2 separate regions of the Homo sapiens genome follow, and region 2 is linked to region 1. The links are chromatin contacts, found by Hi-C or POLR2A ChIA-PET in ENCODE. All regions are on one chromosome and are shown on one strand. The core of a region is the stretch at or near the end of the contact, and the rest is flanking DNA. Distances in the headings are between cores, read along the strand shown. Region 1 has its middle 19 kb from the start of MYL12BP2. Region 2 overlaps SNX25 (sorting nexin 25).

Region 1 (5,700 bases), core at 3,118-5,617:
AACAGCACAAGAAACAGCACGGGAAAGACGTGCCCCCATGATTCAACCATCTCCCACTGGGTCCCTCCAACAACATGTGGGAATTATGGGAGCTACAAGATGAGATTTCGGTGGGGACACAGAGCCAAACCATATCAGGGTAGAATGGTATTAAAGAAAAAGATTTTCTTACACTTATTAAGGCAGTAAGAAAGATTTATTCAAGATTATTGCAATAGGTATCAAGACTGTGCAATAGGAGACAGGAAATGGTTGAGCTCAACTCTGAATACAGCAAAAACCACTGGAGGTTTTTAGCCAGTGAGCAGAATGGGAGGAGAAGAGTCAGTGGATGGAAAATTACTAAGAGGAGAAATCAAAGGTGGGAGGATTTTCCCTAAACTGACTTAGCAGGACTCTTGTTACAATTGGACTAGGCAGGCTGAAGACAGGATGCAAGGACAAAGCTTGTTGAAAAGAGGCCTCAGAGGAGCTCATCTAAAATTTGGTCAAGGGGAGGGTCTTTCTTGGTCCCTCCTCTTGTTCAAGGGAAAAAGAGACATTCTTCTTTCCTTTGAACAATATAAGTCAATTTCTCATTTGGTGGCCTTTTTTTCATTAAGGACAAGCTGAGCCCCCTGCTGAAACTTGGTAGCAGGGCAGCCAGTTGAGAAGATTTCTAGATGTCAAGGCATCTTTAGATGATGGGGTGAGGACTGCAGTGGCCATCCCAGATCATGGATTTTCTGGTTTGCAGTTTGAATGTCCTTGGTGATGGCATAGACATCAGTGTCACAGTCATGGTTATTTTTCCGAGCAGAGTGTAGAAGTGTCCAACTTCATCTTGAAGGGCTTCTTTAGACAGTCACAATAAAGATCTGGGAAGTTAGGTTTTAGTTCTCAGTGATGCCAAATCAGGACAGTGGGAGAAAAATTAAAAACCTCAGTTTGGAGAGTGGTAGCCAGATAGTAAAGGGAACTAGAAGAACTGAGAATTTGGTAAGGACTGACAAGCTGTGCATGATGACAGGATCCCGTTCAATTTACAAGTAGATAACAAAACCTGAAAGACAAGTACAGGACCAGAATAATAACCCATAAGAAGGTGCTATAGTTTTTATAAAATATCTTTCTACAGTCATCCCCCTTTTTTGATCCAAATTAACCAAAGTAAGATTATTCTTGTTTACAAAATAAGTCTTGTCTCATTATATTTGACTTACTTATTTGCATAATTGCAGCAAGAATGGCAACTGACCAGGTAGGCTTATTTAAGTTTGCATTGCTGGAACTTTTTACAAGTAATCTCAGATTATGCTTTCAAGAGTTCTTGAAGCTATAAAGCCAAGTCAAGCACCACCAGGCCTTATCTGCAATGCCTAGAGATTCAGATGGGTTCTTCTCTTCTTGAGGTCCTAAAAACATCCTGAGTTTCTTTGGCCTGCCAGAAAGTCACCTTCCTGACTCACCTGTAAGGCTGGGAACTCCATAATCCAGGTACCAGGCAGACTTTCCGGGAGGGCTTCATATGCATTGGCTCCATAAAGTTAACCTTAGTTCCTCAAAACTGTCTGTTCATATGTGATTTTATGTCTTATTCTCAGTTGGAAATGCAGAAATCACCTGTCTTCTGCGTCGATCAGGCTGGGAGCTGCAGACCGGAGCTGTTCCTATTCGGCCATCTTGGAATGGACCCCCATGTCTTATTCTCAAATAAAACATTTTGGTCAAAGCCTTGATTATCTAATCAATTTTTAAAATTATGTTCTGTTACAAAAAGGACAGATTCTTATCGAACCCATATAAAATAGTATATCACCATTGATACGGTTTGGATCTGTGTCCCCACTCAAATCTGATGTTCAATTGTAATCTCCCAGTGTTAGAGGTGAGGCCTAGGGGGAGGTGATTGGATCATGGGGACATTTTCTCATGAATGTTTTAGCACTGTCCCCTTGGTGCTGCTCTTGTGCTGGTCAGTGAGTTATCGTGAGATATGGTTGTTTAAAAGTGTGTAGCAGCTGGACATGGTGGCTCACACCTGTAATCCCAGCATTTTGGGAGGCCAAGGTGGGCAGATCACCTGAGGTCGGGAGTTCGAGACTAGCCTGACCAACATGGAGAAACCCCATCTCCACTAAAAATACAAAGTTAGCTGGGTGTGGTGGCGGGCGCCTGTAGTCCCAGTTACTCGGGAGGCTGAGGCCGGAGAATCGCTTGAACCCGGGAGGCCGAGGTTGCCGTGAGCCGAGATCGTGCCACTGCATTCCAGCCTGGGTAACAAGAGTGAAACTCCGTCTCAAAAAAAAAAAAAGAAAGTGTGTAGCACCTTCCCACTCTCTCTTTCTTCCTTCTGCTCTGAGTATGTGATGCGCCTCACTCTCCTTTTGCCTTCCACATGACCGGAAGTTTCCTGAGGTCTCCGGAGAAGCAGAAGCTGCCACGCTTCCTGTGCAGCCTGCAGAGCCGTGAGCCAATTAAACCTCTTTTCTTTATAAATTACCCAGTCTCAGGTATTTCTTTATGGCAAAGTGTGAACAGACTAATACAACCATGAACATAAAAATACTCAGTAATAGTTTCTGAATTATGGAAGGATTAGGAAAAAAGATAAATGTTCCATTTTTGTTATAGAAATGTATCTACTAAATTGTTACATATTATAGCTAACTTAAGAGAAAAAGAAAAGGGGTTCCTTATGTCCAGAAAATAGAACATTAAGAACAAGCAATGTTCCAAACAAAAAGCCATAAAAATTATACTCCTTCTTTAGTTGATTCAGTCCTATGTAATTAATTCTTGTTTTGCTTGATCATGGGTTAGCAGTTTCATGAACTCAACTAGAGTTTCGAAAACCCTCACTCAGTCCAGCAGTATGATATTCAAGTTTTTTAGGCCATGTCAGTATCAGATGGGGGCTGGGGAGGTTGATGGGTAGAAAATTATTAAGAGAAGTAATTACCAAGAAAAATATCAAGGGGAGGGGAATTCTTGCTAAACTGACTTTAACAGGATTCTTGCTGAAGGCAGACCAGTGTGGTCAGAGGTCAAGGTTGAGGGACTCTCACTAAATTGGCTTAGCAGGATCCCTGCTAAAACTGGACTAGGCAGGCTGAAGCCTGGGTCCAGGGATGAGTCCTGTTAAAAAGAGGGCTGAGAGGGGCCTTCTAAAGTTTGGTCACTGAGACTGTCTTTGTCAAGGGCCCTTCCTATGTAGTATTTATGACGGTATTTTGTCTGGCATTAATAGAGTTAATATTGTGTGCCTTTCACAGCAAATCAAAAAATATCAGAGCATTTAAGAGTATCAAGATATCATGTTGACCTTGGAACTGATAGCTTGAAGCAAAAAAATAAAAAAATTGCTGCTTAATTCCTCTGATAAGCTCTTGAAATAACTGAACTCTAACCCTGGTAACCGTCACCTACTTCACAAGGTTGATGGAAGGCACAGGTAAGAAGAGAAAGCCATAACTGTTTGAAGATGGGCAGATTCTGACCAAGACTCCAGACTGTAAGGCCAGGAAAGAGAGAGGGCTTTCCTAAGTCTTGAGCCCAGGTGTATGCCTGGATCCCCAGTCTGGGCTCTGGCAAGAGACAATCAAAGATCCCAGCAAAAATATTACACTGTTCCAATTCATGGTTAAAAATGTTGGCATAGGTAGTGGTATTTATCTCTGGGTTTTTAATTGACAACCAGGAGCAGCGAGTTAATATTGAAGAGCCCTATTCAGGAATGAATATACACACTCCAGGGGTGGTCTGTTGGAATTTGAAAGACTATTAAGAGGCTCCTCCTTTGGGAGGCCGAGGCAGGCAGATCAGGAGGTCAGGAGATCGAGACCATCCTGGCTAACATGGTGAAAACCCATCTCTACTAAAAATACAAAGAATTAGCTTGGTGTGGTGGCACACGCCTGTATTCCCAGCTACTCGGGAGACTGAGGCAGGAGAATCGCTTGAACCTGGGAGGTGGAGGTTGCAGTGAGCCGAGATCATATCACTGCACTCCAGCCTGGGCGACAGAGCTGGACTCGGTCTCAAAAAAAAAAAAAAAAAAAGAAGAAGCAGCTCCTGCTCTAGAGAGTCAGCTATAAGAACTTCCTCTATCCTCAATGAACACCAACAGCTTTGCTATCTGGCATAATGGATTTTAGGAGTCATTTTCATTGGTGAAGTAAGAGTTGTTCAAAATATTATGGGCTGACTGGAAGCACTGTATCAGATTGCATCTCCTTGCATAAACAGGGTATTATGACCTAGAAAGCCTAGTGGATAATGTATGCCCTTCCAAATGCTGTCTCTGGTTTGGGATTTGAATCAGGACTTGTATCCACAGCTCATAGAAAGGTTCCTGCACCTGACCCTGACTAGACATGAAGCTAAATCATGCTGTTCGAGTACTGTCACATCTGCCTTAAGTGAATCTGTTATGTAAGGCACCTGTCAGTGTGCCAGCAGAACAAAGCACCAGTACTTGGTTGAGTTTACAGAACTGGTTGTACCACGTTTTTGAGCCTGCTGGCTTCTAAATGTTTATTTTATGGCCGAATTCCGTCTGAGACTTGCTTTCATTGTAACATACCACCTGGTATGAAGCTGAGGAGACCTATAGCCCTCACCTACATCTATTATGGGCCCACATACATGTGTTTGTGTTTCTTAGCTTAGGGAGGTTTCAGAAGCCCCGAGGCTGGAGTAAAGCATGGTTACGGACTCTTGTTGTAGCAGAAATGTTGCTTACTGTCTTTCTATGACCCTTTGTATTTCTGTGTATTGGTTCTTCACCACTAATAATAAACCGCCTCAGTTCTTTTCTTAGAAGGACGTTGAACACTAACTATACGGCATTGAGCTAGGGATGAATTAAAGGGGAGCTCCCTGGAACTCCAGGAACTGTTTTCAAAATGTGCCTGTTTGTGTTTATATGGTAACGTTTGGCTGAATCCATTTCACCTTCTGAGTAACACTTAAGGCAAAGCTGAAATTCTTGCTGTCAACAAAACCCCCAAGACTACAATTTCTACCCAGCCTCTTTCAAAAAGCATGGAAAACCTCCTCCATTCCAGCTTATTTTTGCATTGAGGCTGGTATTTCATTTGTTTGTTCTTTCGCTTTCTTTAAGCACCACTGCCCAGCAGTGTGGCGTGAGTACTGCTTGCTTTCTGCTCCCAGTCTCACTTTTTTTTTTTTTTTTTTTTGAGACAGAGTTTTGCTTTGTCACCCAGGCTAGAGTGCAGTGGTGTGATCTTGGCTCACTGCAGCCTCCACCTCCTGGGTTCAAGTGATTCTCCTGCCTCAGCCTCCTGAGTAGCAGGGATTACAGGTGTGCACCACCACACCCAGCTAATTTTTGCATTTTTTGTAGAGATGAGGTTTCACCATGTTGGTCAAGCTGGCCTCAAACTCCTGACTTCAGGTGATCTGCCTGCCTCAGCCTCCCAAAGTGTTGGGATTATGGGCGTGAGCCACCTCGCCTGGCCCCAGTCTCTCATCTTTGTACCACACATATAACTTTGGTTTTGTAAGTAAGAAAATGCTTACTCCTTGCTGTTGACTACACTGTGAGATTCCTTTTGAGAACCCCACAAATAAAGTCAATACAACCATCAGGAATCCTTAGACTCATTAAAATTCCAGACCCTGTAAAAACAATATTTCCTGTTGAATCTCAACATGAACAAAGAGTGATCAACTGAGAGTCAAACGTGACTGTGGGAT
Region 2 (5,587 bases), core at 2,201-4,700, 970 kb before region 1:
TGGGGCCAATTACTAAGCTAGAAACACTGGAGAAAAAGCAGGTTTGTGGAAGATGCTAACTCAACTCTGGACAATATGGCAGGTGATATTTTCCAAAAACGGCTGCAATGTCTTCCATCTCACATGCTCTTTTTACGATGTCCCTCTGACAATCTGCCTCTGCAAAGTAGAATATGTTTCCTTTTCTTGAATCTGGTTGGGGTTACGAATATGACGAAAGTGATGCTATGACTTCCAAGGCTAGATCATAAAAGACCAAGGGCTTGGAGCTCTGGGTCACTATGTAAGTGGCTCACCTGCCCCGAGGCTTCCATGCTTTGAGGAAGCCTAAGCCATCAGTCCTTGGAGAGATCTATATGGAGAGGAACCGAGGCTCCCCGAACCACAGCTCTGGCTGAGATCTCAAGCTCATATTCAGCACCAATGAGGCACCGTGTGAGTACACCATCCTGAAAGTAAACCGTCCCACCCCAGTCAAGCCACTCCAGCTGACGTCACGTGACACAGAGAAGAGTCATTACTTCCAAACCCTGCCCAGATTGCAGCTTCATGAGCAAAATAAATGGCTGTTGTTAAAGACACTATGTTTTAGGGTAGTTTGTTACACAGTAAAAGACAACCAAACAGGCAAAATGAGTCTGCGGGCTTCTGAGCTACCTAGGTGGAGAGAGAAGGTCTAGAGTTCGGAAACATTCAGCTCTGGGATAGTAAATGACATCATGGGAGTGTGTGAGACAACCCAGGAGGAAACAAATAATCCTAGACACAACTGAGATAAACCTTACTCTTAAGAGTAAGGGGGAAGAGAAGCTGACAAGGGAGATCGTAAATATATCCTCATAAAAGTAGGTGTTTATCTATGTATACACTGCTATATCCCCAGCACCTACAACAGTGCCTGGCAGCAAAGGAGACGCTCATTAAACAGGAGTTGAATGGATCAATGAACTCTCAAATGGTACATTTTGCTAATATGTATCAGGTATTGTGTTCTTTCTAGAATTTGGGGCTGAGGAAGAAAGAAAGAGGGTGAGCATCCTCAACTCCTACTCTTCAAGGACTCCTATCTGGCTTCTAACGCTCCCTCCACCAAATCTGCTGTTGCCAAGATCACTAGGGACCCCCAGGTCAAATCCAGTGGAGAGTTTTCAGAAGAGTCTGCAATCAGAGTTAGGTTAGAATCCCGGCTCTGTTACTTACAAGTTATGCCACGTCAAGCAAATATTTTTTCAAATTTAAAACCAGTAACAATGTTTTCTCAAGTTGACATATCATTTAAAGCAAAAGCAAAAAACTCATAAAAATTAATTTTTAAAAATGACTAAACATTTGAGTATTACAGCTTGTGGAGAATGGGCTGGCTGTGTATATATACCTGAAGGCAAGGGTTGGGGTGAGGGAAGGCATGTTTTTGTTTTAAGTGAGAGAGAACTGAACTGGTTTTAATGCTGAGGAGAAGAAATCAGTTAAAAGTAAAGAGAGGTGTGGGCCCGGCGTGGTGGCCCCCACCTGTAATGCCAGCACTTTGGGAGGCTGAGGCAGCAGGGTCACTTGAGGGTAGGTGCTTGAGACCAGCCTGGGCAATATAACTAAACCCCATCTCTACAAGAAGTTTTTTAAAAACTTAGCTAGGTGTGGCAGTGCATGCCTATAGTTCCAGATACTCAGGAGGCTGAGGAGGGAGGTTCACTTGAGTCCAGGAATTTGAGGTTGCAGTGAGTGATGATCCTGTACTCCAGCTTGAGCAGCAGAGCAAAATAAATAAATAAATAAAAGTTGAGAAAGGTGACAGACAAGGAATGGAATCCAGAAGACAGGTGAAGAGATCAGAGATCAGCTTTGGAGAAAGGCTACCTCCTCCACTGTAGTAACATGGAAGGCAGAGCAGGTGGACATTGGATATGAGGAAGTTTGCAGACATAGCTGGATGCCAGAGTAGTTCCCTTTATATGGATTCAGTTTTGTCCAAGTAGAGAGCAAAGTCGTCTGTGTGGAGTGAGGGGGTAAAAGACTGAGTGATCAGAGGCCTGAGGTAAAGGGGCAAGTGTGGAATCTCTCATGCAAAGAGAGCTCAGCAGGACTGCCAGGAATGCTCAGGGCCCAGAGGACCGCTAGAGAAACAGAATGCTCCTCCCTAGGCATGGGAACTACATATCTGGACAGGTGAGAGCACACTCTCTGGAGGTGAGTCAGCACATACCTCGCTTAGATATGAAACTACCAATGATAAAAGAGCATTTGTGTTTTGTCTCTTGGTTCCCACGAGTGCAGTCTAAGTAATGGTTTGCACATCCTCCCAGCTGGAGACCTCCATCCGGTTCCCTAGGATGGTCATTACCCATCTCAGGTCCCAATTAGTCAAATGTATAACATAGCACTCAGGGAGGCTGCAAAATTAGCTGAAAAAACTTAGACACAGCACCATAATACGTTTTTATCAGAAGCAGCTTTTCCGGTACTTAACACAAAGGGCCACAGGCAGGCCTCAGGTCAATACATGGACTTGTTCAAGATGATCTGTCAGGTATTATCAGACATCTTTTCATCCCATTTTCATTTACTTCAATAATGGTTTCTGAACTTGTGTTATACTTGGCCAACAGTCAGGACCTGCCTAAAGAACTCACTAATTTAGCATTTATCTCAACAGGAAAAAAATAGTATTTCAGAGACTCCTTTGTGGGAGGATGAAGGTAAATGTAGTTTGCCCCAAAATTAGTCTATTGCAAACTAAGATGTTTTGTGAGTGTACCTAAGGAAATGCAAGCTTGGAAGACCTAATTTTTCAAGAAAACTTTTACTTTTAAAATATATATCCTTAAACTTCATAGTTTGTGTATAATGTTTAAGTTAATCTAAAAATTCTGGGACTAAAGTTGCCTCTTATTTATAAAACAAACCTAGACCTCAATTTTAATTTGGGGTTAAAACATGTTAATAAAGAGAGAGAAATATAGGAGAAAACTGACACCCATTTACCAACCATTACATTCTTTTTACCCAAAGAGAGCTTAAAACGCCTTTCTAAAAGGACAAAACCTAGAAGAAAATTCCAAAGAGAAGTAAGAAAGAGAATAACCCTTCCCTAAAACCCAGCTGCAAGGCTGGGAAGAATGTTTTGGTGCTCCGCTTAAATGTGGCTTGCTCACGTGAATGCGTTCTGTTTGATAATGGGCCATACAATGCCATTGTCTGATCACAAAGCTTGTTGCTAACAAATGCAACAGCAGCTTGTTGCTTAGATGGTTCTGTTTATTTTTGCCTCAGAAAGCGAATGCCACATTCAGAGCTAAATGACTAACGTGGAGCTCATGCATCCCATGCTGCTGGCATGCAAAAATCCTTGTAAATCCAGTGATGCAGATGAATACATTTCTTTGTGGCCTTAAAACCCATTCATCCAAGAAATATTCACATCAAGAAAAGTATAGGCGAGTGGGTGTGTGACAACACCCCGTGACCCAGCTCATGCCAGAGTTATGTGGCTGTTTCTCTATAGAGTGTTAAGTAGTAACACTGTGCATTGTTAGAAACTGGGTTAATCACACAACATTTAATCTAGCTTTAAAAAGAAGTGGCCAGTGAAACACCGGATGGCAGTGTGTCTTTAAACTGGTGCCAAGATGAACACACACATGATGTTAGGTTAGTGCAAAAGTAATCACGGGTTTCGCCATTACTTTTAATGGCAAAAAAAGTGATTACTTTCGCACTAACCTATAATATTCCAAAGCAATTAGTTCAAATATTTACTGTTTTTCCGTCTAGATAGTCTAGGTTCTACTGAGATCAGAGCAAAAGGAAATGGGTGAATTTGGGTTCATTTGGTGAAAAAGACATTTATATTAGACATTAGGTAAACCCTTTTGGCTACAAAGACATTACAACAGACTTACGAATAACATCACAGAAATGCTTTTCGCTATAAATCCCCTGCCCATGATATAATTCTTCCTTAAGCAAGTGAAGTGGCTTGCAGTAAAACAAAAACAGCAACATCTAACGACAACTGTTAGATGCTATTTCTAATGAGGCAGCAGAGAGCAAAGTAACTTAAAGTGCAAACTCATGACTCCAGAAATAGTACAACTGGATTAAAATGGCACCACTGTGCTTTTCAGGTATAAAAAAAGAAAAACACCAACAGTAGAATATTTTCCTTCCCTCATAACATGCTATCATGTTCCAGGGCATATCATAATGGCAGCATCCTCAGCAGACTCACTGAGGGATTTAATGGATAATACAGGGCAGGGTTTCTCAACCTCAGCACTACTGACATTTTGGACAGGGTAGTTCTCAGCTGTGGGGGGCTGTCCTGTGTACTGCAGGATGTTTAGCAGCATGCCTAGCCTCTACCACTAGATGCCAGTAGCATCCCTTCCCCCAAAGACGACAACCAAAAATGTCTCCAGACTATTGTCACATGTCCCCTGGGGAGCAAAACTGCCACCTCCTACCCTCCACCTGGCCCCACTTAGCAGTGCTGATACAGAGGTACAACCTGCTCCTCTAACAAGAAGGTTAGAGCAAACAGAGGACAAGGCCGCACCCTCCTTCCCCTTCCCTCACTCCTCAACATGGGCTCTCTTCTCTCCTCTGCCCAGGATGCTCAGGTCTTCTCGTGAAATGCAGGCAATCGACATATGGAATAGAGACTTCCTCCCTAGAAAATGCTGGTTCTCCAATCAACTGTATGTGCACTGACAGACTAACCAGCTGTTGAATCTTTCTTGTATATTCAAATAAAAGTTTTAGGCTGGATGTGGTGGCTCATGCCTGTAATACCAGCACTGTGCAGGGCTGAAGTGGGAGGATGGCTTGAGGCCAGGAGTTTAAAACCAGCTTGGGCAACACAGCAAGACTCTGTCTCTATAAAAAAAAATTTAGGCCCGGTGTGGTGGCTCACGCCTGTAATTCCAGCACTTTGGGAGGCTGGGGCAGGCAGATCACATGAGGCTGGGAGTTGGAGACCAGTCTGATCAACATGGAGAAACCCCTTCTCTACTAAAAACACTAAATTAGCCGGGCATGGTGGCGCATGCCTGTAATCCCAGCTACTCGAGAGGCTGAGCCAGGGGAATTGCTTGAACCCAGGAGGTGGAGGTTGAGGTGAGCCGAGATGCGCCATTTCACTCCAGTCTGGGCAACAAGAGCAAAACTCCATCTCAAAAAAACAAAATAAGTTTAAAAATTAGCCAGGCGTGGTGGCATGCACCTGTAGTCCTAGCTACTCAGGAGGCTGAGGCAGAAGGATCACTTGAGCCCAGCAGGTCGAGGCTGCAGTGAGCCGTGATCACTAAAGCCAGGAGTTTGAGGTTACAGTGAGCTATGATCACGTCTCTATGTTCCAGCCTGGGTGACAGAGTGAGAACATGTCTCTAAAATATAAATAAGTAAACAGAAGTTTTACTAAATCCTCTTGATGGAAGGGTTCAAGAAACAGGTATATATTTACTTAGGGACTAGTCAAGATTTGAAGTGAGAAATGGTACTTGACCTCTTAACACAAAGCTGGCAGCAATTCTCAGTAGTTACCAATCATCACAGACTTCTTCAAAATTATCTAGAAATCACCTCAACAGTT

Evidence for each region. Hi-C counts contacts between places; a loop is a spot of excess contacts on that map. ChIA-PET counts read pairs that join two places held with the same protein, here RNA polymerase II (POLR2A). Pooled maps may share reads with other maps.
Region 2: a loop to region 1 is called in a map with no recorded cell type, with 13 times the contacts of the local background. The contact joins two enhancer-like sites. A Hi-C loop is called at or near these places in 4 of 37 single-sample maps with no recorded cell type and 4 of 50 pooled maps. POLR2A ChIA-PET finds 5 or more read pairs at or near these places in 1 of 52 experiments (WTC11).

What each region holds. Positions count from the first base shown.
Region 1 is chr4:184,330,303-184,336,002 of GRCh38, reverse strand. No RefSeq gene overlaps it. Among named protein-coding and RNA genes, the nearest start is that of MYL12BP2, 19 kb to the right of the region's middle. Within about 2 kb of position 4,367, at least 20 of the 41 ENCODE cell types and tissues checked have a DNase peak (open chromatin) inside an H3K27ac peak, as active enhancers do.
Region 2 is chr4:185,303,959-185,309,545 of GRCh38, reverse strand. The region is part of intron 6 of SNX25 (sorting nexin 25); the gene reads right to left. Among named protein-coding and RNA genes, the nearest start is that of LRP2BP, 89 kb to the left of the region's middle. RefSeq lists a silencer at 3,057-3,351 and enhancers at 2,875-3,375, 3,461-3,520, 4,556-4,745. Within about 2 kb of position 3,450, at least 11 of the 41 ENCODE cell types and tissues checked have a DNase peak (open chromatin) inside an H3K27ac peak, as active enhancers do.